Regions from separate parts of the Homo sapiens genome. Here regions 2, 3 and 4 are each linked to region 1. A link is a contact called in ENCODE Hi-C or POLR2A ChIA-PET data. All regions are on one chromosome and are shown on one strand. Each heading gives the region's core, a stretch centred on a gene start or an enhancer-like site at or near the end of the contact. The rest is flanking DNA. Distances are from core to core; before and after follow the strand shown. Region 1 has its middle 13 kb from the start of LINC02836. Region 2 holds the start of LOC105377921 (a long non-coding RNA gene). Region 3 has its middle 180 kb from the start of LINC02836. Region 4 has its middle 110 kb from the start of PREP.

The links. Hi-C counts contacts between places; a loop is a spot of excess contacts on that map. ChIA-PET counts read pairs that join two places held with the same protein, here RNA polymerase II (POLR2A). Pooled maps may share reads with other maps.
Region 2: a map of natural killer cell shows a loop between it and region 1 (2.6-fold over the local background). The contact joins two enhancer-like sites. A Hi-C loop is called at or near these places in 1 of 168 maps with a recorded cell type or tissue (natural killer cell), 14 of 37 single-sample maps with no recorded cell type and 11 of 50 pooled maps. POLR2A ChIA-PET finds 5 or more read pairs at or near these places in 6 of 52 experiments (GM12878, T-cell, activated CD4-positive, alpha-beta T cell and 3 more).
Region 3: a map of naive thymus-derived CD4-positive, alpha-beta T cell shows a loop between it and region 1 (6-fold over the local background). The contact joins two enhancer-like sites. A Hi-C loop is called at or near these places in 1 of 168 maps with a recorded cell type or tissue (naive thymus-derived CD4-positive, alpha-beta T cell), 1 of 37 single-sample maps with no recorded cell type and 11 of 50 pooled maps. POLR2A ChIA-PET finds 5 or more read pairs at or near these places in 2 of 52 experiments (activated CD4-positive, alpha-beta memory T cell and activated T-cell).
Region 4: a pooled map shows a loop between it and region 1 (2.8-fold over the local background). The contact joins two enhancer-like sites. A Hi-C loop is called at or near these places in 4 of 50 pooled maps. POLR2A ChIA-PET finds 5 or more read pairs at or near these places in 2 of 52 experiments (GM12878 and activated CD4-positive, alpha-beta T cell).

The regions. Positions count from the first base shown.
Region 1 is chr6:105,642,373-105,649,056 of GRCh38, forward strand. No RefSeq gene overlaps it. Among named protein-coding and RNA genes, the nearest start is that of LINC02836, 13 kb to the left of the region's middle. RefSeq lists enhancers at 1,632-1,871, 4,439-4,628. Within about 2 kb of position 4,124, at least 4 of the 41 ENCODE cell types and tissues checked have a DNase peak (open chromatin) inside an H3K27ac peak, as active enhancers do; they include GM12878 and natural killer cell, where a contact is called at or near this core.
Region 2 is chr6:105,451,215-105,457,898 of GRCh38, forward strand. LOC105377921 (a long non-coding RNA gene) reads left to right here and starts at 5,416. Exons shown (of 2, transcript XR_942832.3): 1 at 5,416-5,880. Within about 2 kb of position 2,302, at least 8 of the 41 ENCODE cell types and tissues checked have a DNase peak (open chromatin) inside an H3K27ac peak, as active enhancers do; they include GM12878 and natural killer cell, where a contact is called at or near this core.
Region 3 is chr6:105,808,127-105,814,810 of GRCh38, forward strand. No RefSeq gene overlaps it. Among named protein-coding and RNA genes, the nearest start is that of LINC02836, 180 kb to the left of the region's middle. Within about 2 kb of position 2,570, at least 9 of the 41 ENCODE cell types and tissues checked have a DNase peak (open chromatin) inside an H3K27ac peak, as active enhancers do.
Region 4 is chr6:105,506,296-105,512,979 of GRCh38, forward strand. No RefSeq gene overlaps it. Among named protein-coding and RNA genes, the nearest start is that of PREP, 110 kb to the left of the region's middle. Within about 2 kb of position 3,841, at least 2 of the 41 ENCODE cell types and tissues checked have a DNase peak (open chromatin) inside an H3K27ac peak, as active enhancers do.

The DNA.
Region 1 (6,684 bases), core at 2,874-5,373:
ACAAATATGGAACAGAAGATCTAATGAGTCGAGATGTCATCTGAATTTCCATGTGTTACATTTACAGCTTAGAGTTGTAGCTTTATTGAATGGCGCCAAAACATTCTTACTTCATAATAGCATTAGTGACATTTCACTTGGATAATCCTATTTGTTTTCATTTATTTTAATGAGGTAGTTTGGGATGGTAACCTGCAGCAGAAAGCTTGGCAACAGGTGACAGCATGACTTGAAATGCCTATTGAACTGAAAGGTAGTTAAAAGCTAAATGAAATGCTTAGATGCACAGTGGTTTCCCAGCACCATATATTTTACTCTAAAAACAGTAAGGCTAAAGTGCCAATTGTAAGAACCTAAGACTTTATTACCTTTTAAAACTTTCCTGCGTGGATGAGTGGATAATAAGGACTAATTTGCTGCATTTTTGTGGCCTGTTTCCACATGTTTGCATTTCCCAATGACGCTTTCTTTATGGAAAAGAGTGCTGGGCACAACACATTTTTTTCCATGCAGCGATCATATGTCTATGATTCATTTAATCCTTCAATACAGATACACAGTCAGTAGTGATGCAGACGGCTAACAGACATGCATATTTGCCAAGCCTTAAGTGTCCCAGCTTACAAAAGGAGTTTCTAATGTTGAGAACTTCAATTATGTCACTTAAACCCATCAATCTTTTTCCCTTGCCTCATGCTACAAATCTTTCAGATCTATTATTTTCATAACATCTGATGCCTGGAGTGACAAGTGCCCTCTGACATTTTAGTTTTCCATGGAGACTTAGAATGAGAAAATGGCGCCTCATTAAGTCTTTCTTATCAATTAAAAAGGAAACACCTTTTCCTGTTCCATCTTATGCAACAGCTAACTCAGGTATTAAGTAAGCTGCCAACATCTTTCTAGAACCCAGAGTAAGAATTCATAATCGACCCTGGTCTTTTAGGCCCAGGGAATAAATAGGAACAAGAAATTCCCATCCAAAGAACACCATGTTGACTTTAGCTATATCTTGTAAGATCTAGTCAATGTCCATCTGAAAGCTGTGAGATTAAGGAAAGGACTCCTATTTTATCAATCCAGGTCCAGACAAGAGACAAATTACACCAATGGAGATAATTTAATATAAACAATATAAAGAAGTACTTACTAGGTACTGAATGATTGAATATGCAAAAAGAGAACAATAAGTTATCATGGAAATAGGACACATTTACCACTTGCAGGGCTGGGGAACAAAGGGATGAGATGGGAACCATCAAAATAGATCCCAATGAATGCTACACTCAGATGTCTGAGGAGAGGGCACTGCTCTGAAGTTGCTGGTGCTTCAGACCTTGGGTAGGGGGGTAGACTCAGATCTCCCAGGGAGGTGGCAGCTGGCTGGTGCTGGTGTACCTAAGTAGGGAGTAGACTCAGATCCCCCAGGGGAAGTGGCAGCTGGTGGCCTGTGCTGATGTACCTAATGCCAGTGTGGGGCCACAGGGTTGGCCCAAACTTCCAAAAAGGTGATACTGCCAGCTAAGACAGTGCATCTGAGGGGTGTACCATGAGACTGGTTCTGCAACTATTGGAAAAATTGTAAACTGGGCTGGGCATGATGGCTTATGCATATAATCCCAGCACTTTGGGAGGCTAAGGCAAGTGGATCACCTGAGCCCGGGAGTTCGACACCAGCCTGGGCAGCACAGTGAAAACCCATCTCTACAAAAAAATACAAAAATTAGCTGGGTATGGTGCACACCTGTGGTCCTAGCTACTTGGAAGGCTGACGTGGGAGGATCACCTGAGCTGTGATCACACCACTGCACTCCAGCCTGAGCGACAGAATGAGATCCTGTGTCAAGAAAAAAAAAATGCAAACTAGTATAAACAGCTGTTACTGAAGTAAAATGCCACTGTTTGGGTGAAGAAGTGTTGCTGGGTGACACTGAAAGAAATAGGAAGCAAAACTGGAGTCAGAGGTAGCAGAGAGGAAAATAAACTTTCTCCTTTCCCAGACTTGCAGTCTTTCTCTAGCATCCCCTGTTGGCAGAGCCTAACAGGGAATTATCAGCAACACAGAAATAAATGTGTATTGCAGAGGTCCAGCATCACACAGCAGAGTGTAGGAGGATGGGCTTGATGCCGCGAGACAATAGCTTAATGATGGGCCCAACCCACTGACATGTAAAAAATATATTCACCAAGCATGAGGGAAAACCAAAAATTCTAAGTGGTATTCTTGTAACTGATCTTGCACTTGACTTTCTACTTCCTTTCCATTCACCCCCACGTCAGCTCCTCTGGCTAAGAATATTTGCTGTTGAAACTTGAGCAAGATTTTTCTAACTTTGATGCACTTTTACATCAGAACCAATATGGAATCAAGCAGAGAATGTCTTTTGTAAAGGTTATCTAGATGATGCCTACTTCAGAGAGTTGTTTACTACTCTGAGAAAGGATTTTTTTTTTTAAAGACTACTCTTACTTAAGGAGGAAGAGCAAATTCTACCTGGGAAATGATTTACCACAGAGGTCTTATTCATGAGCAGAGGCAGTAGTAAAACTGCACTCATCACGCCTTGGTCTTGAGAAATTCCTGGTCGGGGGGTGCTTCCTGAGTATGGGACAGAATCCATAATGCTCATAGTAGCCCCTTTCAAAACCTTTAGGCTTCACTATGGGCCTTCTTGACGGTTCTGAGTTGATGTAGATAATGAGAAATTGAGGTAATGAAAAATGTCCATTTGTTTTTTCTTTTAAACTGTCGAACCCAATCCATTATTGACACAAGTTTTTCTCCTGAAGTGTATAGAGATCTATACTCTATAGACAAATAGAAAAGTAGAACACTAGTTGGATTTTGCTGTGGACATGGACTTTGGTTGCTGAAACAAGTATCTGTTTTATGTAAAGAATGTTCCATCAGCAGCCACTTTTTTTAAAAAGAGCACTTGGCAAATCTCTGGAAGCCGGCTTATGTAACTAACTGCCTCTTATGGTAGTATGTGAAGGCAGCACAGAACATATTGTTTCCCACTGTTTCTCTTTGAGAAATTAGTTTGGTGCCTGGCAAGAGGAGAGATGTGCAAGGGCAATATTCCTAGAAATAACTACCTGTGTACTTGCTGGAATTCCACACTGGATGGAGGCTCCTTTGTGAAAGGCAGGTGTTGATTTCTAGGCTGAGAGAGTACTAGCAGGGAGCTCCTCAAAGGAACTTGGAAAGAATTACTTAGGTCTCATTTCACACCCTGCATCTGATTTTTTAACTAAGTCCCTAAGAGAAAAGTGGCTACAGGTGTTGTAAACGACCCTTCCTTCAGTAAACTGATTGAAACTGAACACTGATCACAATTTCTTTGCATGAGAAAGATAACTGGGCATGGAAAATTTTGATCTGAGAATATCTGAAAATTACATAAATAACATTAACAAGTGTTAGAGTGACAGAAACAATGAGGCCAGATTTGTTCTAACTTGAAAATGTAAGGGCTATTTAATGTATTTTAGGATGGAGGGAGTGCTAAGGATCGTTTATTTTTAGCTCCCATAAAAACTCAATTTCCTTCATAGTGGAATCAGTCCAAATTGAAGATTTGCTCTTGCACAGACACTGGACTCTCCCCAAAATTTTCAGATTAGCAGTCATACCCCAAAGAATAAACCTGGGCTAAAGCTGCAGGTTCTAGCACTGAGACAGAGATCATCTGCATTCCTGTTACCTAGTCAAGTGTCCTGGATAAATCACAAAAACATCGAAGTCTTAGGTCACGTCACCAAGTCTCACGTTCCAAGAACTGTCAAGAGATTGCTTATGTAGCCACAGGCCAGACAGACAGGGGCTTTGTGAGACTATCCCTCAGGGGTGCTGGGGGTGTTTGCATTGTTAGCCTGGAAAAAGCTAGCCAGACCAACATAGTCACAGCAATTGAAAATCCTGAAGGCCCATCTATGACCAAATGTATTAATAAATAAAAAGACCTATAAGAAACCTTCCCACCAGCATTAACCACACCAAAAGCAAGTCAAACCCAGGCTTCTCATAACTGGTTCTTGTTCCAACACAAGAGTGAGAAGAGCATCTTGCTGCGGCCAACGGTTACTATAGCTCTCCTTTTGTAGAAAGCCACCGTCTTCGAAGAGCTTACTAGGTGTCTCCACTAAAGAACAAAAAACATGGGTAAGACTGGTTTCCTCTCAAGTTATGACTCAGCTTTGATCACCACACTTCCACTTGAGCCTATTAACGTTCAGTGGACAGAATGTCACTCTTTTTCAATCAGCTGCTACAGCAAACAATAGCCTTGCTGCATTTCAGTCATATAGAAAGCCACAGAATATTTCCTTTTGACTCTCTTCTCTCCACATCAGACCCACAGTCAGGCTCATGCTGAGGTCTATCTTCTCACAATCTACTAGAAAGTGGCCTGCCTCTACATGCTTACCCTGCTAAAATGAGAAGCAAGAAATAAACAACTTCATGTTAATTATAAATAGGAGGCACTGGATATTAAACCTGCCCATAGAATAATGGAGAAGGAAAGCATTGCGCTCCCTTTCTCCTTGAGTCGGGAGCCATATCCCTTGCCAGAACAGTGAACTCTCACTGGGTAGCAGGAGAGGCCACTATGATAAGGACCCAAGCAGAAGCCTGGGGGTGGGGTTCTCACGACCACTCACAGACCCCTGAACCTGGGGGGAGTAGCAGAGAACAGCCAAGAGCGACATGGACTGTCTTGCATTTTCCTCATCTCTTTATTCTAGAAAAAAAAAGAGGAAGGAAGAAAAAATGAAAGAAAAATGCTATAATTTTCTTTTCTCCATCTTTCTTGGAGATCAGAAAACAGTAGGTTCTGAAGATCTCCTCTGTGCTCATGGGCACGTGAAAAATTTCATGATGCTTACTTGGCTTTGAGATTTTATTACCATTATTATTGTTATTTTATATTAATATAAAAATAATAAAGATGTATTGAGCTCCTTCTATGTGCCCAACACTATAAGCATAATAAATACTTTATCTCTTAATCCCCACAGCTCCCTATGAATTAGATACTATTGATACTAATATTATCCCAAATTAAAAATTAGGAGCCTGAGGCATGAAAACGTGAACTCATTGGAGATCACACCACTCACAAATGGCAGAGCCAGGGTGCAGCCCTAGGTCCAGTGTCCCCAGAGCCCATTCTGCCATTCACTTCAGGTCATTCTCTTCCCATTTAGAACACTGAACTTTTTATATCCTCAACAGACATAAATGCTCAGCTTCAAGAGCCAAACAAAAATAATTGTTACAAATTCCACTGTTTGTTTTCCCAGGGGGTGCATCTTAGAGTTATTAAATGTAATCCTCTGTTCCCCTTACTCCAGTAGTTTCTTTACCCCTTTGGGAGTGTCCTACCATTCTTCCCCATTTCTTCACATTCCCTCCTCCCCCCACCCTTACCCAGGCTGTCTGAATTCTATTCCGCCTTAAAGATGTAACTCAACTTCCACCTCTCCCAAAAAGGGCTTCTTCAACTCCTGTCACCTCCATCTCTGAATTTTTATAGCATTTAATGTTAATGCTATTTACTTGGCATTTGTGTTTTTTGTGTTTTACTTTTTACTGTTAGTTCTATTTGAGAATAATTCATCTTGAGGCAGAATTCATTCTATCCCATTTTTTCATTGAGATGAAACCCTTGAAGGCAAGGAACAAGTGTTCAAACATGTTTATGTATTCACACACTCCACGCTCAGCATCTTGGACATAACAGACACTCAATAAATCACCTTTGAGAGCTAGGTTAGAAAGCCTATTGAAGCCTGTGATTTGAAACAGGCTGGGCTGGTAGAGAAAAAAGCTAGCCTGTCTTCTTAGAGCTCTAGAAAGTACTGTGGAATACATTTAAGAGTCTACGGAGTCCCTTCACGGGCAGAAAAGAGTCCTCTGACTCCTCGATTCCTAACCTCCCATGTCCCAACTTATCTCAGTGTTCCCCTTAAACTCCTAAATTTTGAACCTAAAGTATGCAGAACATCAGATCCTGAAAAACAACGCCAACTTTTACTTGACGGTTTCACTTACCCTCACACCTGTGGTTTTGAAGGTGTCAAGTTTCCTCTGAAGTCTTTCTGTGAAGCTTTATCCCCCTCATTTTTCCACCCTGCCAGTCAACCCTGTCAACAGTGACAATCTCCTTGTCAAGCAGAAGCCACTCAAGCTATCAGTTTTCATTAGCCGTTTAGTTGGGATAATCCCTTTTTCCTACCAAACTGTTTCCTTCTAGGAACTGCTGATTCCTTTTATTTGGGGTTTTTCAGACTTCTCTAACTAAAGCCCCTCCACCCAGATGATTTCTCACTTTTCTGAAGATCTCCTTCAGCTAAAAAGATTTCCTATAACCTCATTTTCTATAGTTTGTATTATGAAAAAATGTGGTATATAACTTTTTTTTTCAAGCAACATATGGCAACTAAGAGTTTAGTATGCTCTAGAAAGGGGTATTTCCTCTGGGGAAATTTTTTATTATTTTTTGTTTTCAATATGACCTGCTTCTTTACCTCTTCCATTTCCTATTTAGAGCCCACCCATCCTTTGGTGACTTAAGTAAAAAACAAAACAAAACAAAACAAAAAACCTTTATCAACTTCAAAATTGTGTCATCTATTTTCATTCATATTGTTAAATTCACTAACCGAGAGGAAAGCTGT
Region 2 (6,684 bases), core at 1,052-3,551, 190 kb before region 1:
ACAGTATGGCTGAAGACGAGAGTGAATCTGGGTGATGGAGGAAGAAACAAAGAATGCCAGTTACAGCCTTGGGGGCCAATTGCAACACTGGAGACTGTAACTGGTCTCAGTAACTCACGAATCCTCATTATTATTATTATTTCTAACACCACCATGAAGAATTTGTGACAGTATAGGGTCAATTTAATGTGGAGCATGAGTGGATCTGAGCATGCAAGAGGCAGATGATGCCGATGCTGGTCCGTATTCCCTTAGTACTGTTTTCTTGCACTCAGCCAGATTTCCAACTGGCAACATCTGTGACTCCACTTAAAAGCTTTCTTTGGCCATCAGAGCCGACTCTGTCCATGCATAGAGCAGGCCAGAAGTGCCAAGGAATTAACTCTTTCTGGGAATCACCCCCAACCAATGACTGGGGGAGTCCTGTAGAGATACCCCAGTTCCCTTGGCCCTTGATTGGGGTAACTCTGTGGTTAGGTCTCCATAGCCTCTTAGAGCTCCCCAGTGGGATTAAGCTCCAGTTGTCCAACTAGTAACTTGCTTGATAACACAAACTTTGCTCTCTTCCTTCCCAGGGAGCCTATTCCAGGTCCTTGGAACTCTGGAATTCTATGTCCAAATGGCCCTAAACCTGGTTTCAGGGCTTGCACAAGGCCTTCCCTTGGCTGTTCCTCCAAAGGTGGATAGCCACAGAAGTGTGCAGACCTGTAAGCCTGAGGGAAGACTGAGGAGTGGCTATCTGGGGAGGGAAGCATTGGATAGAGCGTGAACATGTGGATCAGTGTCCACATGCATGAATGGAGGACCCCTCTCTGTGTGGCACAATATCAGAAATGGAAGGAGAGAGGTAGTAGAGTACAAGTAGAATGTTCTGGTACAAAATTCCAAGGAATCCAAAAATTCTAAATTTAACCCAGGCCCCCAGGTCACTTAGGTAAATTTGTCGAGGCAGAAGGATAGAATCTGTTTTCTTTAGCAGTTTGTTAGCTTGCTTTATAACCTTTAACTATTTAGACATTTAGAATATGGCCCTCTATTTGCACTCTTTCACCAATTCCTGGCAGTAAGTATGTAATCAATGGCTGCATGCTAAGCTATAGATGCGAAGAGCAAAAAAGAGAATAACTCGCCTTTCAGACGAGTTATTCCTGAGGGCTATTCATGTATACTTTTAGTCACTCTCTATTCCAACACTTAAAGAAAACCACTAGAGACTCTGGACCACTACTGTCTTGATGAAAAGATAGAGGAGTCATTGGTGAGGATAAATCACTGCATCGTCTTTAATTTATTATTACTGCTTTTCACAAAAGTAGCTGGTAATTAGACCCATCTCTGTACCCTGTTCCAAAAGAGGGCAGCATTGCCACTAGCACATTCCTTCAGCTGTAAATGGCCAAGACCCTCTGCTGGAGTAAGAGTCATCCATTACTTTGGCACCTCCAGGCCAGATTCTTGTGATACATTCTATGTATGGAAAAGCAAGGCTTTACCAGCAGCATCAGCTCATACATGACACTCACGCTTGGCTCTCTTTGCTACTTGGAGCCATTTTGATATTATTTGCAACGTGGAATGGTTAGTCTGAGCCACACATTGTTTTTAGTAATTCCATAATGTGGGTAAAAGTACGTGTGTGTGTATACGTGATAGTGAATAGCAAAAAGCAAATATCCTCCTCCCGCACCCCACCTGTGGTATTGATATTTCCACTATGCTGGTAGGAGTGCAGGGGAAAATACCATTTAGATGTTCCTGGGATTGATATTAAGAATTTTCAGGATACCCCCAAACAACCACTTCAAAAGATGTGCACTTGGGTTCTCTTGCTCATATGAGGTCAAACTAATTGGATTACTTAAACACAGATAATGCAGAAGAGGAAGTTTGGCGGCTCATGATCAATTAAAACAGTTTCCTTCTCAATTTTTGATTTGGTTTGGGTTTCCTTTGCTTTGGACCTTGGCATTAGAACACACATAGAAACTGTGTCTTTATAATTCCCCTCAGGCTTTTCCTAGAGGTAAGCACTCTAACTGGGGATGGAGATTTTGGTTAATTTCTTAATTGGCTGTGTCCTGGTAATGGTTTTTGCAGGATAAAAGCTCTATTTGTATCTCAGTCATTATGGACAGTGAGTCAACTCAGGACTTTAAATGAGGTTTATTATCTTCAGAGATTAAGGCAGTATTTTCTGAGCAGATTTAACAAAAATGATCTTGCCTAATTAAAAGGCTTCACTGGGTAGTGTTCGTCAGAGAGCCCGGCTGCTGGCTGTTATTTCCTGTGTCAAACTTCCTCTTACCCCTCAAGTTTGTACATGAGACAGTTAGAGGGGCCGTGTCTCAGCTCTGCCACCCACGTCTCAGCCCACTCGCACTCGATTGGACAGAATGTTAAAGAAAACTCAGAACATAAATCTGGGTGGGGAGAGCTAAGAACTCTACATTATGTTCTGTCTCGTTTCTTTTTTTATAGCTCATCATAACCTATGCCTATTTTTCCCTTTGAATCTTTCATAGATTCCAGTCATAGGCCAGATTCAAGACTCAACCCCAATTATTGGGTATAAGAGACACAATAGGTATTCAATAAACATCGGTTGAATTGAATTAAATGGGATTGAAATTGGCCCCACTAAGACATAGATCTCTTAGGGGTTGTTTGGCTGCAAAAACCAGAAATCTAGATGACTAGCTAAAGCTAAACAAGAAAATTTACTGTAAGGATACATGGATTTCTTTATGAGAAAATGCAAAAGGAAGTGGAAACTTACCAGGAATGAAAGAGAATGCTGTTTATAATTGTAAGTGCTCTCATTTCTGAAGAATCGTTCTATTCTTCTCCCTCTCTCTCTCTTTCTCTCTCCCCTTTAAACTTTCTTGACTTAGTGTGCATGAGAGAAAATGGCATTCCAAACCCCACATAAACTCCTCTTTCAAATGCTTAGTATTTGTCAGCTATAGCCATTCTGTTCTCAACACATGGGTACTGGCTTTCTTTCAAGCTTTGACAGACATCATTGTCAAGCAGAATTTTTTCCACTGAGCTTGGATACTGCTTCACATTCTTTTTAATTCAGAGCTCCAGACAGCCATGACTAGTTGTTGAAATGGCCATCTCTGTTCTAATTCCTCTGTCAATGGGTAGTCCTTTAAATATTTTAAGATAGCTCTGGGGTCTTCTGTGAATATATAATTCTAAGGCTAATATCTCTAATTTCTTGAGTTCTATAACATGGTTTTGAACCTACATTTAAGTTGCAACAAAACCTCATTTAACTCATAGAAATTCAGTAATATTTGTGTTGCACCAAACAACAACAACAACAGTGAGGGAAGAATCCCCTATTCCTTTCCTCCCATTTACACTTGTAGGAGAGGAAAAACCTTTCTCTAATCTCCTAGATTCTGTAGCTGAGCCTGTGAATCAAGCAGACAAAAGACATATTAACAGGAGAAAAGCATACAAATTTTATTTGATGTAAATATTTTTATGTGGCATGAGGGGCTTCATAGGAAAGAAGCGAAAACCCCAAACAAGCAGTTAGACTCAGGGGTTATATACCATTTTAACAAAGGGCAAAAAATTTGTGGAGAAATGATAGGACAAAGGAAGGGTGTCCAAAAAGGTCCTAGGGGCAGTAATTTGTGGGAAAGTGACTAGAAAATATATGAGAGAAACTAATGGAAGATAAGGGTTATTTCAGTAAGGTTTGTTTGTGCAGACTTATCTCTGCACCATCTCCTCCCCAAGTCCTGTCTCTGATAAGAGTGTTCTCTTCTTCTTGGTATCAGAAGGGCAACTTTCTCATGGGAAATATGCCCTTCTTTTAAGCAGAAAGGGAAAGGGCATAGATCCTTTCTTGCAGCTGCTGTTTCTCAATTGTTTTCATCTCAAAATAGTATGCAAAAGTGGCGTAGTTTGAAGTGGCATTTTTCTCGTCCCTTTCACAATCACCTTTCCCACTGGATTCATGAACTAGAGAAAGGGTGATCCAGGGAAAGGGAACTCATAGAAAACATACACAGGAAAACAAAAGGAGTTAATTTATGCCTTTTGACCTTATGACCCAGGTCCTCGGTCATAAAATTGATTTAAGAAATGTTCAAAGAGGCCGGCGTGGTGGCTCACACCTGCAATCCCAGCTCTTTGGGAGACTGAGGCAGGTAGATCACTTGAGGCGAAGAGTTCAAGACAAGTCTGGCCAACATGGTGAAAACCTATCTCTATTAAACACACAAAAAATTAGCCAGGTGTGGTGGTGTGCGCCTGTAGTTCCAGCTGCTTGGGAGGCTGAGGCACGAGAATCACTTGAACCTGGGAGGTGAAGGTTGCAGTGAGCCGAGGTCGCACCAGTACACTCCAGCCTGGGCAACACAGCAAGACACTGTCTCAAAAAAAAATGTTCAAAGATAAAGTTGACTATACATAATTTTAGTGTGATGACTTTAGAATTTGTGGCCCACTTAAAATGAGATGCTGCTCTGTTTTCTTCTGAAGATGGTCCTACTTGCCCTCTCTCACTTAGAGAATAATCTCTATGGGTGGAAGCAGGACTCCCCATGTGGTCTCAGCAGCAGAAGGTGGTTTCGTTACCATCTTACTAGCTCTAGTGCTATAGTTCCACATATACTGCTCATCAGCAGTATAGGGATTACTGAAAGCCCAAAGTCCTGCATTTTCTTACACTTATTCCAATAAAACCAGGAAATAATGCACCCACTCATAACATGAACTCAAATATGATTCAGCCAACTCCCATTTAACCCCGTTCTCATTAACATTGCATTAACTTACCCACTGCAGTATTATACGGTGATTTATTTATTTATTTTTTACTATAATTTACAAGATAACTCAAGCAAAAGTGCATTAAAGAGGGACCAGTACCAAGAAGGTACTCAGTAAAATCAGCAACCTCCACAGGTGTTTTATTGTGCACAGGTATAGGCTTTTGCTTGAAGAATCACTTACTTTTCCCTTGTTGGTTCTGGTTCATAGTTCAAGCCTGTCATAACCTTTTTTGGCCCAGGTTCCATCATCCAATGTATTTGCTATGCCTCCAAGGTTTGCATGCCAGTTGGCTTTTTGAAGGCAATTTCTTTTATTTTTATGCATCCAAATCTGGGTGAGAGAGGGGAAGGTAAGGCATACCTGGAGAAAACCCTATACTGGGAGATAAAAACTTCTCTCACTGTATAACACAGAGTACTTAAAAACATTCTAAAATGTTATTTAATGATTTTTTAAAAATCACATGTAGCAAGCTGAAACAATAGAACACAATCCCCATAACTGGTCTTCAGTAACATAGTGAAGATTTTGTATTTCAGCTAATTCTCAACTAGCAAAAGAGAAATAAGTGAACAGGAGAATTAATATTTTGTTGTTTTTCATCCACTTTCTCTCCAGTTTAGGGAGCATTGAGGTCAAGGATCTGCCTCACTATCCTTCCACCTTTGGCTCTGCTTGCAGTGGCTCTGGTTCTATCCATGCTTTTACTAAGCCTGCAAATTCTGTAAAGCAGGAAACTACAAAAACGTTACAAAAGGCTCTGTCAAAAGATTCTTCAAGTGATTAAGGATAGCACACTCTGCATAGGAAATGAAGCCCTCGGAGAGATTTGAAGAAGCCCTTGGAGAGATTTGAGATATCCCTAACGGAGAAAGAATTGACCTTCATTATCTCAGGAAGGCTTTTGACATAAAAGAGAAAGAGAAGAAACTGATTACTTAAAGAGGAGAGAGAGCTGTAAAGAGAACTACGAGGATGAGCATCAGGCTTAAAGTGGCTTAATTTATAAACGGATAATTTAAAAATAGAATTGGAACATTAAGCCTTAATATGACCTATACTCCTCGCAATCCAGAAGTGAAGGTCAGTATTTAACCAAACCTCAGAGGTTAAGGAACATACACACACACACATATATACATATATATACACATATAAATATATGTGTATAAAATGTGTGTGTATATATATATTTAGAATCAAGATAAAATATATCCTGATATTATAAAATACTTACTCTAATAAGAAAAATGGCTAAAAACTAATGACCCTGAACAATCAAGGTTGAGTTTTGTGCCTCTTAAATCAAGAAAAATAGTGATAAAAAAGAGTTTTGTGCCTCTTGATACATATACAAACATACATACGTGTGTGTGTGTGTGTGTGTGTGTGTGTGTGTGTACACTATAAATACTGCCTAAAATGTTTAGGTCTGATCTCTAATGTACTGATCTCTAATGTACAGAGGAGTAGTATGGGGTAGAAAGTAGGGCATGGTGTTTGGAACCAAATATCCGAGGTTTGAGTTTTTGTTTAGCTGCTTGCCGTTTTCCTTGACCAAAATTTTCTGAGTTTCAATTTTCCTATTTTTGAAACTGTCGTGATAATAGAAAAGTGACAACTTGCGGTGTTCTGTAAAGTCTAGGCAAATTATATACCATCAGTAAACATTTTATCACTAGTTTTATAGCTCTCATTCAAATGCTTCCACGATCCCACCAAGATTCATGAATATCATCATCCCTTCAATTATTTAGTAGATGATAAAATGAGCATTAAGAAAAATCCCTTTGCATGAGCCAAGAATTCCTGGCTGTGCTGTTTATGTTTATTCACTGATTTTTCAATAATTAGGAGAGCAGGAATAACAAAAACACCAATAAAAAG
Region 3 (6,684 bases), core at 1,320-3,819, 160 kb after region 1:
TCAGACTGCTAGAGTCCCTCCGCCTTACTTTCAGATGTCTTAAAAAATAAACAAAAGATAGGAGGGAGGAAGGGAGGAGAGGAAGGAAGGAAGAAAGGCAGGGAAGAAAGAAAAAAGAAAGGAAATAGTGAGGGAAGGAAGGAAGGCATGATTGATTCTCGCTAGCCAAAGTGATCTCATGAACGTGACTGTTTTCAACAACAAAAAAAGGGACAGATTCTATAGGAAAACATTTGATTGACTTTAATTCCCCCACAAGTATATATTCTTTGGGGATGATCATGTAAAAAACTAAATAAATAAACAACACACACACACACACATACATCTCTATATACATGGAAAATAAGGTATAGATGTAAATGAAGTAAAACATTGACATCTACAAGAGGTTATTGGAAAGACTGAACGTCTTTCCAACATGTTGAATGTTGCTTGGTTTGGAGGATGGTTGGTGGGAATGCCCCTGAAGTGTTTGTCATCTTCACAGTCATCTCTTGAATTAACCATGCACAACTCCTCAAAAAGAACCCCCAAAAACTGAAGAGCAAAGACAAAGGGAAAGGGAACGAGCCACCTGTTACCTAGTCCTCCACATGGTTTCACACCCAGTGTAGACACTTTGTAGAAGCCAGTTCCAAAGGCAAGCCTCTAAGAAGACTGTCAAGTCACTGTTGCTGTGTCTCCTGGAGCTCCAAAGTGCAGGACGATTGAACAAATGGGCTCCTCCTCCATCCTCCCAGGCCATGCTGCTTTCACCCTATCACAACCTTATAGTCCATCTAGTGTCAGAGCCTTGGTGTGCCTATATGTTTCCCTTAAAAGGTTGTGGAATTCAGAAGGAGAGAGCCCAGGTCTTACTTATCTTTGGAGTCAGCCAGAGTCACAAATGCTTTGCAGGCCCAGAGCAACGACCAAGAAAAGGTACTAAATTGCACTGACCCCCAGGCCAACTCTGTTTACTTTGAGAAAGGTGGGTTGTGTATAAGTTAAAGCACGTAGGTGTTGTTTCTACAATGTAGAACCATTTAGATCATGTTCCTATCATTTTGGATACTTTCACCCTTCTAACTTGTGCATGCACCCACACATGCATACGCACACACACACACACACACACACACACACACACACACCCTTTCCTTCCTCTCCCACACTCTCCCTGTCTTACAAAATGTGCATAAGCACTGCAAAATCACTCTGCTTTCACTGATTAATCACAGCCTAGCTAACTTCACACCATTAAGAATGAAAGTACAGCTGGAAATGGTGTGGTGGAAAGGCTAAGACCAGCAGAAGGAGCAGATAATTCTACTTCTATTGGGCCACTAGCCGGCTGTGTGACCCTTGCCTTTTGGCCCTCACTTTTCTCCTGCTGTAGATGGACTCTGAGTTTCCTTCAATGATATTGCACAAAGGTGCATGTCTCCATAATTCCTCAGAAGGAGGAGCTTCCATTGCTTGTCTCCCAGTTTGTACCAGGACACTGTCAAAGCCAGAGCAAGATCTGATTTTCTGTTTGCTTAGAGTGCAAGTTGGTTTATTAAATAAAAGTGTGGTGGGACTGCTTCCTGTCTGTTTTGGCAACAAGACACTTGGAAATAAGAACACAATAAATGGAGTTTCAGCACTCAATACTCACTCTCCCTTTCCAAATTGAGACTACTTTGATAATTTGTGAGAGAAAGGAGACCCCTCAAACAAGGGCAAGAGATTGCACAATAGAAACCCAGCAGGTAAAGAGTTGTATAACTAATTCAGCAGTTCTTTGTATAGCTGAAATACCATAATTTCCCAAATTACTTTCTTTCACATTGCCGTACATGAGAGCAGTTGAGGTCTTGGCTTTCTCTTAACCCCAAACAGGTTACATCTTCACAAGTCTAAGGAGATTTTCACCTTGAAAATGTCTGATCCACCATGGGGTTGTAGCTATCCCCTGTATGTGAGACTATTTGCCTTTCCTCCAAAAGCCAAGACCAAAGATGTCACTGTGGGCAGGCAAGACACATTTACTAAAGTTTATTTTTTCTATTGCAAAGTAAAAACCAGGATGTGGAGGCTGATGGAGTGTGGACCAAATAAAAAATCAGTGGAATTGGTTTCCTTCCCGAAAGCATAAGTTTACAGGTGTGCTTGGAAGTTGTAACAAGATACCTGGTGGGAATTCCAATGCACTTCCTCTTTTGGAAGAGTAAAGGAGAGAATTAATTCTGGCTCCTAAGATCAGGACTGAGACTCTTATCAGAACATGACTTTTTGTGAGTGCTCTCTAATTCCAGTCTGAACACTGCCAAACACCAGATGTTCAGAGTGGTAAACCGTTGGAGTTCTCTGCAAAATCTGTTCATCTAATTGCACTTGGGTGGTGGTTGTCGCTGCTGCTCTCCTGCTCCCACCCCAATACCATGTGGTTTTTTTTTTTAAGGTTAAAGTTCAGCCCTAGCTAAAGCTGCATTCAGAGAGTGGGAGTCAATGTCTGGCCACAGAGCAGAAGGAGGTGGGGAGGGTGACTTTCTCTGTAGTTCTGTGTCCTAGATTTTCTGAAATGATTACATTCTGAGGACTCAGAGGCAGCTCACACTTTCAAGTCTGAATGCTGACTCATGTCCTCCCCTTCAGGGCAACGGAAAGGAAGGGTGGAGTTGGAGGATCTGGGGCTGTAGGGTAGGAGCAGGCAGGGGGGTGGTGGGGAGCAGAAAGAGGGAGTGAGGACACTTGCAAGTCTCTGCTGAACAAAATCCTTCCAACTTTCTTCAAGAGTCAAGAAACCTGACAGTGGAGCCTATGCAACTGCCCAGATGGCACATTTTTTTTTTTTTTTTGGTCTTTTTAGCCTTCTCCTTTCTTTGTTTTCCTTTGAGACCTTCAGGACCTACATAGTTAGTAAAGAGGAGGGGGAATGTCAAGTGAAATGAGTCAAATAAATGGAGGAAAACAATAACAAAAAATCCCCCTATAACTTAGGGTGATTTAGAAGGGAATCTTTGCTGAGCCTTAAAGGTGCCATTTCCTCTAGTGACTTTGATGGGTTCACAAAAGTTTGGGTCATTCACTCAGCTGGCCATTCACAGGGGCTTTGAGTAGCTTAATCTTTTAGCTAGTCAGCAGTTTGATAGTGTCATTTATCTGGCCATTGACAGGAGCTCACACACTCTGTCTAGTCTCAAGCGCTGTCCAAGTTCCTCTATCAGAAAAGTCACCTGTGATGGGACCAGAAACCAATATACCTCCAGTGACCCAGGACAGGTTTAAACCCAGCTTTTTTTTAATTTTTTTTTATTTTTTGTTTGTTTGTTTGTTTGTTTTTGAGATGGGGTATAACTCTGTCACCCAGGCTGGAGTGCAGCGGCGTGATCTCAGCTCACTGCAACCTCCGCCCTCCAGGTTCAAGTGATTCTCATGTTTCAGCCCCCAAAGTAGCTAGGATTACAAGCATGTGCCAACATGACTGGCTAATTTTGTATTTTTAGTAAAGATGGGGTTTTGCCATTTGGCCAGACTGGTCTCAAACTCCTGGCCTCAAGCAATCCGCCTGTCTTGGCCTCCCAAAGTGTTGGGATTACAGGCGTGAGCCACCGTGCCTGGCCAAAATCCAGCATTTTATGTTACACTTCTGGTATACACAGATATGTCTTCCACAGAATTGCTGGCTAACAATCTTTTAGTGGTTTTCTTGAATCAGATAATCACTTTGTGACCACTGATTCATGTGTTCAATAAAAATTCCATGCCTACCAAGTGTCAGGCCCCTTGATAGGAGCTGAGGATATATGAAGCTCTTTTCTACTGGGGAGTCTGAAAATAAGCGCCGACGTTCACATGCATCCACACACAAATGCATACACTTAAATCACACATTACGGTGGGTGTTGTGCAGGAGATGAACAGGCTGCAGTGACAGAACTGAAGGATGAGGTAGAGTCTGCTATGTAAAGAAAAAAATGATCAACTCCATTGACTAAAGTGCTGAGATGGGGTCTCTCATCTTTACACACCCTGTGCCCAGCCCAGTGGGCACGCAGTGGACATTAATTGTGGGGCCCTAAGCTTCACCCCCATCACTACAGATGCTCTCAGGGTTGACATTTGGTCAGAGGGCACTGGCTGTCCCAGTTGTTCAGCTACTACTGCTTGGTGACTCTGAAATACCCCACCTCACCCACTCCCAAGACCTCCTCTCACTCCATCCCCAAGACCTACCCTACAACTTAGCAACTAAAGGGGAAAGTGGTCTCCAGCAGGTCTGGAGCTGTCCTGTCCTGCCTATTAAATATTTCAGGAATGATATCCATTCTTAGAGTTGGGAGAGGGTTGTGCGTGCATGCGTGCATGTTCAAGAGGGAGAGAGAGAGAACGTACATGCCCAGCTGGCTTAGAAACAGCCTGCTGCCTTAGAGAAATTGCTAGGATTTTGACAGTACTGTCCCCTTTACAGTTCCATGACCACCATCAAATAGTCTCTGTAATACCTCCTCCTGCCAAGTTCTGGAACAGAATGGTAGAGAAATTAAACAGACATCGTGTATGCCCTTTAATATTAACATATACACCCTGGAATACTATGTAGCCATAAAAAGGAATTAGATCATGTCCTTTGTAGGGACACGGATGGAGCTGGAAGCCATTATCATTAGTAAATTAATGCAGGAACAGAAAACCAAATACCACATGTTCTCACTTATAGGTGGGAGCTGAACAATGAGAACACATGGACACAGGGAGAGGAACAACACACATGGGGTGTGGGGTTGAGGGAGGGTGAGCTTCAGGAAAAATAGCTAATGCATGTTGGGCTTAATACCTAGGCGATGGGTTGATGGGTGCAGCAAACCACCATGGCGCACATTGACCTATGTAACAAACCTGCACATCCTGCACATGGACCCCCAAAATAAAAATATAAATAAAAATTTTTAAAAAATGTTACAGAACTAAAATGAATAACATAGCCCATGTGCGAAAAGTGGCGTTGGGTATGAGGAGCCAAGACATTTGTATTATGTTAGCAAGCTTATTTTGGGCAAGGACAGTCAGATCAAAGTTAATGGGTTCTTCCTCAGAACCCTACTTGGCATCCTGGTATCTGCTTGTGATAAGTCAACCATACAGTCAAACTCTTCAACTGTAGGTACAGGGAGAAGCAGGAATAGAAAAAGACCTATTAAATTATCCTTTTCCTATAGAAACATAAAACACATGTGTCCATGTTTAATATTAAAAACATGGCTATTAAAGTAATAGAAAAATACTTCCTAAAGTTTAGGGGCTTGAGATATAATTCAGAGTAAATTTTTGGAGATCTATAAAAAATCACAAGTAAACCATCTTGCTCTCTCTGACCAACCACTACTGAACTGAAGTCTGGTTTTTCTTTTTTTGATTTAAGAAAGTTCTTTCCAGTCACTGCTATTTCCTTCCGCTCTCATCCAGAGCGTCACAATTCCTTTGGACCTCAAGAACACCTTGGACCTGCCAGTCCTCCCCGGCTCTGCTGCCTCTCCTGGGCCTCCCTGGCAGAAAGGAAAATCTCTTGCCTTTCATGGGGCTTAGCTGAACCCCATTCCTGCTTACTCCCTCAGCAGAAGGAGAAAAACAACAACCACAACAAACCACAAGATTGTAGCCATGATGTGCATTCTTCCTGGTGGCATCCTTCTTATCAGGGAAAAAAAAAAAACTTCTCTTTTTCTGCAGTCCATCTCTCCAGTTTTGCAGAAGCCAACTCTGCCTTTAAGGCTGGAGTTCTTGGTATGAAGCTGAGAACGAGTCCACCTGGAGTAGCAGGAACGAGCCATCTAGTGGGGCCAGTATAACCTGGAAATAGCTGTTGGTGGCACTCTGCCCCTCCCTATTGTATGTGTTTTCATCGCATTTATCTTGCCTTCCCTAGTCCCATTTCTTTTTCTCCTCCTCTGCCTAGGCCTCCACTCCCTAATGGGATTGAGTGATTCAGTTACTTCAGTTAATTTCAATTCAACTCATATTACTAGGTAGGAGAATCTCTGTGAAAGCACTTTGTAACAGGTGAAGTGTTTTACAAATATTAGCTTTAACTAAGCACTAATTATCATATCTTATCTGGGGTGTAGGTAGGAGAGATAAGTGCAAAAACGATAAAAAGCCTTGGTCCTGGCATTCCAGGTTCCTGACATCTAATAGAGGAGATACAAGACGCTTAAGAAAAATATGATGATAGTGTTCTTCCAAACCTACTGTAGAGGAGGGAGTATTTAAACGGACCTAGAAAGATGTGTGAGACTTCTCCTGACAGAAACAGTGAGGACGTTGGAAAAAACACAAGATACATGATGCATCTCTTGCTCAGGGAGTCACAATAGAAGTGGATCCCTTCCAAAAAGAAAGGAATCCCATTAGACCAGTGATCATCCTGAGACAGAAACGATGAATGAGGACCCTGGTCATTTAACCATATCTTCAATCCTCCACAACGTTAAATGTAAGAATTAAATGTCCAAGTTACATCTCTGTTTTGGAAGATGACAAGTTACACCTGACATACTTGGATAAATATGACAAAAATTCACTTGTGCACAGAAAGCTGCCAAGTCCCCTTCAGCGTGGTGAGGACTTGAAGAGATGAAGTTTCTTTGAGCTGTACAGAATAGTCTGGAAGTAGGGGTAGGAGGTAGCATTCTTTTCCAGCCAAAGGTACAAACACCC
Region 4 (6,684 bases), core at 2,591-5,090, 140 kb before region 1:
GTCATCATTAACTCTGATTTCCCAAGATCGGTTACCTTTGGGGTAAATGAAACACACAATGATTTATTCCTGGAGGTGAATGCTTCCCAATCTTTTTTATTTCATGACATGATAGCAAGTAATGTTGGAGTGTCATCCTGACAGAAGCTCCTTGCCTCTGGAGGCAAGGCGGCCAATGGGAAGAAACTGGCCCATGGGCTGCCCAGTGGCAATCAATACCTTGGCATGACAGTAACCAATACAGTCAGCCCCGATTGACAAGCTCTGTTTTTTGGCTATAGTTCATCAGCTTCAGAAATTCATCTTTAAAATACAAATACCATGGGAAGAGTAACACCAAAGTCACTATCAGATAAGAGTCCTGTGGGAATTAGTTGAGAGCTAAGCCAGATACAAGAGGAACTTGGATAGGACCCAGAGTATGCCAAGGACAAAGGAGGGGTAGAGAGGATGGCAGAAGAAAAGGGATGGTGAAAAGACACCAAAGGTGGGTTCTTCACATTTTGCCAAAGACATGTCTGCTTCAGCACTGATCATGCTTGCTCAAAATATTTCCTCTTCCTTCAGCACATACTGTGAATCTACACAAAGATCAAGTATTAAAAAGTAAGGTGGGGCTGCGTACAGTGGCTCACGCCTGTAATCCCGGCACTTTGGGAGGCCAAGGTGGGTAGATCACTTGAGGTCAGGTGTTCAAGATTGGCCTGGCCAACATGGTGAAACCCTGTCTCTACTAAAAATACAAAAATCAGCCAGGTGTGGTGGGAGGCGCCTGTAATCCCAGCTACTTGGGAGGCTGAGGAAGGAGAATCACATGAGCTCCGGAGGTGGAGGTTTCAGTGAGCCAAGATCACACCGCTGCACCACTGCACTCCAGCTACTAAAAAAAACAAAATAATAAATAAACATGGATAGGCATCTGTCTTTGCATATTTTTCTCAGTGAGTTGAAAGGCAATGACTTTAAATCAAATATTCTTTTGCAATGTTCGATCATAAGGAATTAGCACCCAAACCCATGTGATGGATAATTGCCTCCTATAACATTTGTTTTCTTCTTTGTGGACCAAAGGTCAGCAAACATTTTCTGTAAAGGGCCAGATAGTAAATATTTTAAGCTTTGTATCCATACAATCTCTATAGCAACTATTCAACTACTGTGGCATCCATAGACAGCACATAAACAAGTGGGCATCCATGTGGACCAATAAACTTTATTTACAAAAACAAGTGGTAGGGTGTACTCGGCCTGTGGACTATAGTCTGTGGCCCTTCTTATGGAAGAACTCTATATGTTAATTAATCTAAAATAAAAGTTGAATATGGAAGAGAACAGAGCATACTTAATTGCAGGGCATGATGGACAATCACAGAGGTATGAAGACAGATTCTTCTCAGTGCCAGATGCTAAACACAAACACCCACCCAGGGCCTTTGGAAAGTGGTAGTAGGTTTGGCAAATTGCCCAGGGAATAGGACATAAGTGGGAAAATTGAGACTTAAAGAAATGGTCTATGAAATGATCCTGCTACGTCAACCTGGCTGATAGATTTGAAATTCTACTATTCTGCAAAAGTTTTTGTTTTTTCCAGAAGTTTCTCAGCAGCCATTTGTCATAGCAGTTGTTACATATAACATGACACTGACAACCAGTAGTTTGCAAAAATACTGCACAGTTGGCATAGGTTGTATTTTCATGTTTTACTAAAATTCTTCTTTGACCACATACCAATTTGTCTTCTTTGAGCCTATGAGACTATGCTCATTTGGATGTCTGTGGTTTATGAAGTGGGGCCATCTAGCTATTTAAATTGTACTTTGGGAGTTTCTCAAAAGAGGCCAGATATAGACACTAAATATTATGATCTCAAAATACAACAGATAGATAAGTGCACTTGTTAGGGTTGCAAAACATATGCACATTAACTATACATGTTATTTAAACATGTATATATTGAGAGGTCAACTTTTTCTTCCTGTGTGGCCCTACTTACATTAACTATTAAACTGCATTTTAAATGTAAATTAAAGGTATCTAAATACAAGCACTTTTATGTTAGTTGCACAAGTAACAATTTACTTCACTCAGTTATGCATCCATTTTTGTTTTGTTTTTACAGGAAGTGAAATCCCTGTCACCAGAGAGAACCTTAGGTAAGCCAGGGATTTCTCATTTGAAATAAGTGTGTTGTTCACATTATGCCTTTAAACATTTATCCTAAATCAACCCTTTAATCTAGGAGTCTTTGATCCTAGTTCTTTTCTAGAGTCTTCAATACCAGAGCTTCCCCCAAGTTATTCTTGTGTAAATCGATATCATGGATGTTAGAAGGCAATAAATGAACAATGCCACATCTAGTATTTATAACAACAGGGATTATTAACTTAATTACCTTATCCTTTTGAAATATCTGAAGAAGAATTATGACCTCTGGGACACCAGCAACAGTCTCCTAATCTATTTCTTAAGTTATAGCGGCAAAGTCTGCAGCAGGCATCCCTACGTGCTCTGGCTTATTGCAGTCACTATGGTGGCATTTAGTGGTGTTCTGTCTTCGCGGAATTCTAAAGGCAGATGCTTATTTCAGGAGTTTTCTATTTCATTCAGAAATGAAATGTCAAAATTAAATTTGGGGACCAATGTGGAAGCATCAACTTTTAATTTTGTCAAATGAGAACAATAATCATTTTTTATCATATTCATAACTTCAAAAAAGAAAGACATTTGAACATAAAAATAGTAAGTAGAAAATAAACTCAAACTAAAGAACAAATCTTTATGGAAAAACTCCGTACATTGTCTTTATCTTGTTTTTTCCATATAGATTGGGAAGAAAATGCATAATTGATAACAAAGATGAAGGGAATTAGAAAATCTAAAAATCTTAAATAAAATCAGAAGGGTCATTTGCTGTGTTTAGATAAAAATCATTTGACAGTATTCCTTTATAGTAAGTGAAGTTAAAAGAGCGAATGATTTAAGGGTTTTAAAAAAATCTGCCCCTTCAATTACTGTAATTCTATGGGACATGTTCCTTCAATAGGATAAGACTGTTCTTAGAACATCATCCCTAAAATTAGACTGCAGGGAAATTTATCTCAGTATTTTCTAAACTTTTCAGGTGGTCAAATGAAAGTCATTATTCAAGAGGTTATTAATATGGTGATTTTAACTGGTAGCGATAATAATAACCATATATAAATGTTAAAGAATGGCAGTCCTATATAAAACAATATTTCCTGGTAAATCTATTTTTAAAACATTTTAGACGGAAAATTATCATACCCCACAGAACAAAAAATTTGCAAAAGATGTTTTCAACTCCTTTCCTATCCAATTCTCATTTCCTGTCTACTGGCCTCAGGGGTATAAGCCAAGCAAAATTTCAAAAGCTCTTGGAAAAACAGAAGCTGTGTGTGTGTGTGTGTGTGTGTGCATGTGTGTGTGTGTGGGGTGGGGAGGTGGAAGGCCATTAAAAGAAAAACAGATTTAAAATGTCCCTTTTTGGGGTAATTTGCGTATCTCTTGCAAAGGCTCAGACACACACACTCTCTGGCTTTGTGAATTTCCCTGTGATTGCAGAGGCTGATTGATGATGTGCTGTGATGAGAGAATCCAGTGGAAGCATTCACTGAAGGAACAGAAATGATTTGGGAGACACTGAAGTGATCTTATCATTTGGGTTATCAATAACTAAGCCTCTATAAATATCAACACTTCATCCATTACATAGTGAAAAACACAGAGGCTACCAACTGGGATCTGGACTGGGTGTAATGCAATGATTCAGTATCCTTTGGAGTTGGAGGGCCCGGCTGAGAGAGGGCCACAGAGTGGAGCTGTGGAGTCGAAATGGGTGGGAGCAGCCGCGCCCACAGTTAGGGGTCAGTGTGTGTTCAGACACTACAGTGAGCATCTCTGCGAGGATGGGTTTATGCAGAAAGAAGAGGGATCATGAAAAGTGCAATCCCTGTGTCCTGAGATACTCCAGCAGTATAGGAAATTGACGTTAGTGTCTATGGTTTCCTGTCAACGGGGAATCTAAGAGAAAAGTGTTAAAAAAGCCACTTGTTTCAACTATAAAGAGATGTTACCCAGATTTCTCACTCTGTAAGTGCCAGGGACAAACATATGACAGGCAGAACAGGACGTCAGAGAACAGTAATGCTAAAAGATAGGAATAGGATGTGTGTAAAATATTCCCTCAGTACATTGCTGCTAATCTGTCAGGAGGAGTGGGGCTGGCTAATGAGGTAATGAAAGAAGAATAATGCAAATTATAGTTCATATTTACTATGAAATGATTCTGTTTCAGGCTCTATGCTCAAGGTTCTATTCAGTCACCAAACCTGTGCTTCTGAAAGAGGACAGCGTAGATTAATAAGGAAATCAGTTATTGGTAGCTGCCTTTTGTTATCAACACTGACAAATTTGCTGTCTTTACTATGCCTTCCAAGTGACTAATATCAGTAGATTTGGTTAATAGAAAGAGTGAAGTCTAAATACTGAAAAAGAATAAACAAAATGCAGATAAATATTTTGAAATGATTCAGATTGGGAAAGTCCTAATACCACTGCTAAGCTTTCAACATTTTCCTTGCCACAGAATGATTCCTCTGAGAACAAAGTAATTGTTGACTTCAAAGAACTCTGAGGAAGTTCAGTGGATGGAAAGAATTTGGCTAGCAACAGGATGAATCAAATCTAGATTTTTTCCTATCACTAGTATATGTGTGTGTCTGTGTGTGTGTGTGTGTAGAGCACATGAATATTTCCATACAATTTAACTCACTACCTAAAGTGTTTCTCAATATTAAAAATGCACTGAAGAATGGAAATGCCCTTCCTATTTGGTAACTACTCCAAAGATGCCTTGGAGTTGTTCCATACCTGGGCTACACCTACACTCTATTAATTATGGAGAGTACTGTTCCCCAAATCTAGCTGGGCCCCAGAATCATATCAGGACCTTTAAAAGTATTTATTCTTTTATCATAGTCCTACTGAATTGGCTTCTTCAGAGGTGGAGGTGGAAATATATATATTTGTGCAAGTGATGCTGAAAACAGTCTGGGTGTACACTTACATTTAATTCAGGTTGGCAGTGAATCTTGTGAGCCACTCATCTAAACAGCTCAATTGACAGGTTAAGTGACTGCTACCTGTTCCAACTGAAGTTATTCCCTCAATAACAGCAGATCTGTGTAGACCCCATCAAGGACTTTAACAGTAATTGATTGACCCTCCATACTCACTTGATTGACCCTCCATACTCACCACCTGAGACCCTGCTTTTCATTCTTGCATTTCAAAGAACATGTTCCACTGTGAAATACCAAGATATCTTGGCCAACCTGGCCTTGAAATTGCCTGGCTGTTGGAAATGATGCCCCCACAATGGATTTGGAGAATACACCTTAATATATGCCCTCAGCAAGATAGGTTTCAAATAAGCGACTCAAACCTGGAAGCCTCCCACATGGTACATGAGACATTACAAATAAGCTCTTGGTTCTGTTGATTCTTCCTCTTTTAGTTTTCTATGTTTATACAGTTTTCTTGGTTTTAGAAACCTCCTCACTATAAACTCTGCTTATCAGCCTATTCTAGCTCTCCACCACACAGAATTGCATGCATGAGACAAGAGCAACCTGCCTGCTGAAAGCCTGAGACCACAGTCGCTTAGATTTTTAGGGGGCACTAAGTGTCACTGGAGGACAACCCACTTCAATTATGGTTTTTCTTACTTTCTTTCTTTCTTTTTTTTTTTGAGACAGAGTCTCACTCTGTTGCCCCAGCTGGAGTACAGTGGTGATCTTGGCTGACTGCAACCTCTGGCCTCCCGGGTTCAAGTGATTCTCCTGCCTCAGCCTCCCAAGTAGCTGGGATTACAGGTGCCTGCCCCCACGCCCACCTAATTTTGTATTTTAGTAGAGACAGGGTTTTGCCATGTTGGTCAGGCTAGTCTTGAACTCCTGACCTCAGGTGATCCACTTGTCTTGGCCTCCCAAAGTACTGGGATTGCAGGCATGAGCCACCACACCCGGCCAGTTTTTCTTTTCTTTAAAAGTATTTCATCAGCATCTCATATGGTGTGTTTGTGAGTTTGGCAGAGCACAGCAAGGCATTTCAAGATCTCAGCATTCGTTTCTTGCTTGGAGAGACAGGAAAAGGTGCACTTGTTCTCATCCCTGGGGAAATGGTCCCTCATGAGTCAAAAATGCTTTGTTTCTGGTCAAGGCAGCTTCAGAGATACCGACACTGCCTTTCTCTTCCTAGTCCAATCACCCCCTTCCTTTTGGGTCTCAGCAGGTATAGAAGTTGAGAAGACTGAATTCACTGTTGAATTCATTCACCTATCAATTCACCTCAACAATGATTTCTCATTGTCATGTGCCAAGCACTTTGAGGAATACAAGGTAATCCATGGAGAGAATAAATTATATATAATTTCCAATGCAAAGTAGAAAGGGGTTTGTAGCATGAAAGAGGAAAACAAAAATTGCTATGTGAGCTTTGTGGTCAGAGCTCATATATTATATAGTGGAAGAGAAGGTTAAGGGGAAAGCTTCCCTTTCTTTCTTTCCCTATATCCAGTCCCCCAACTCTAAAGTATTGGGTGTAACATAACTTTTGGAATGCCTATAAGGTCTTACGTTTCAGGAATCTCTGTGACAATGCCAG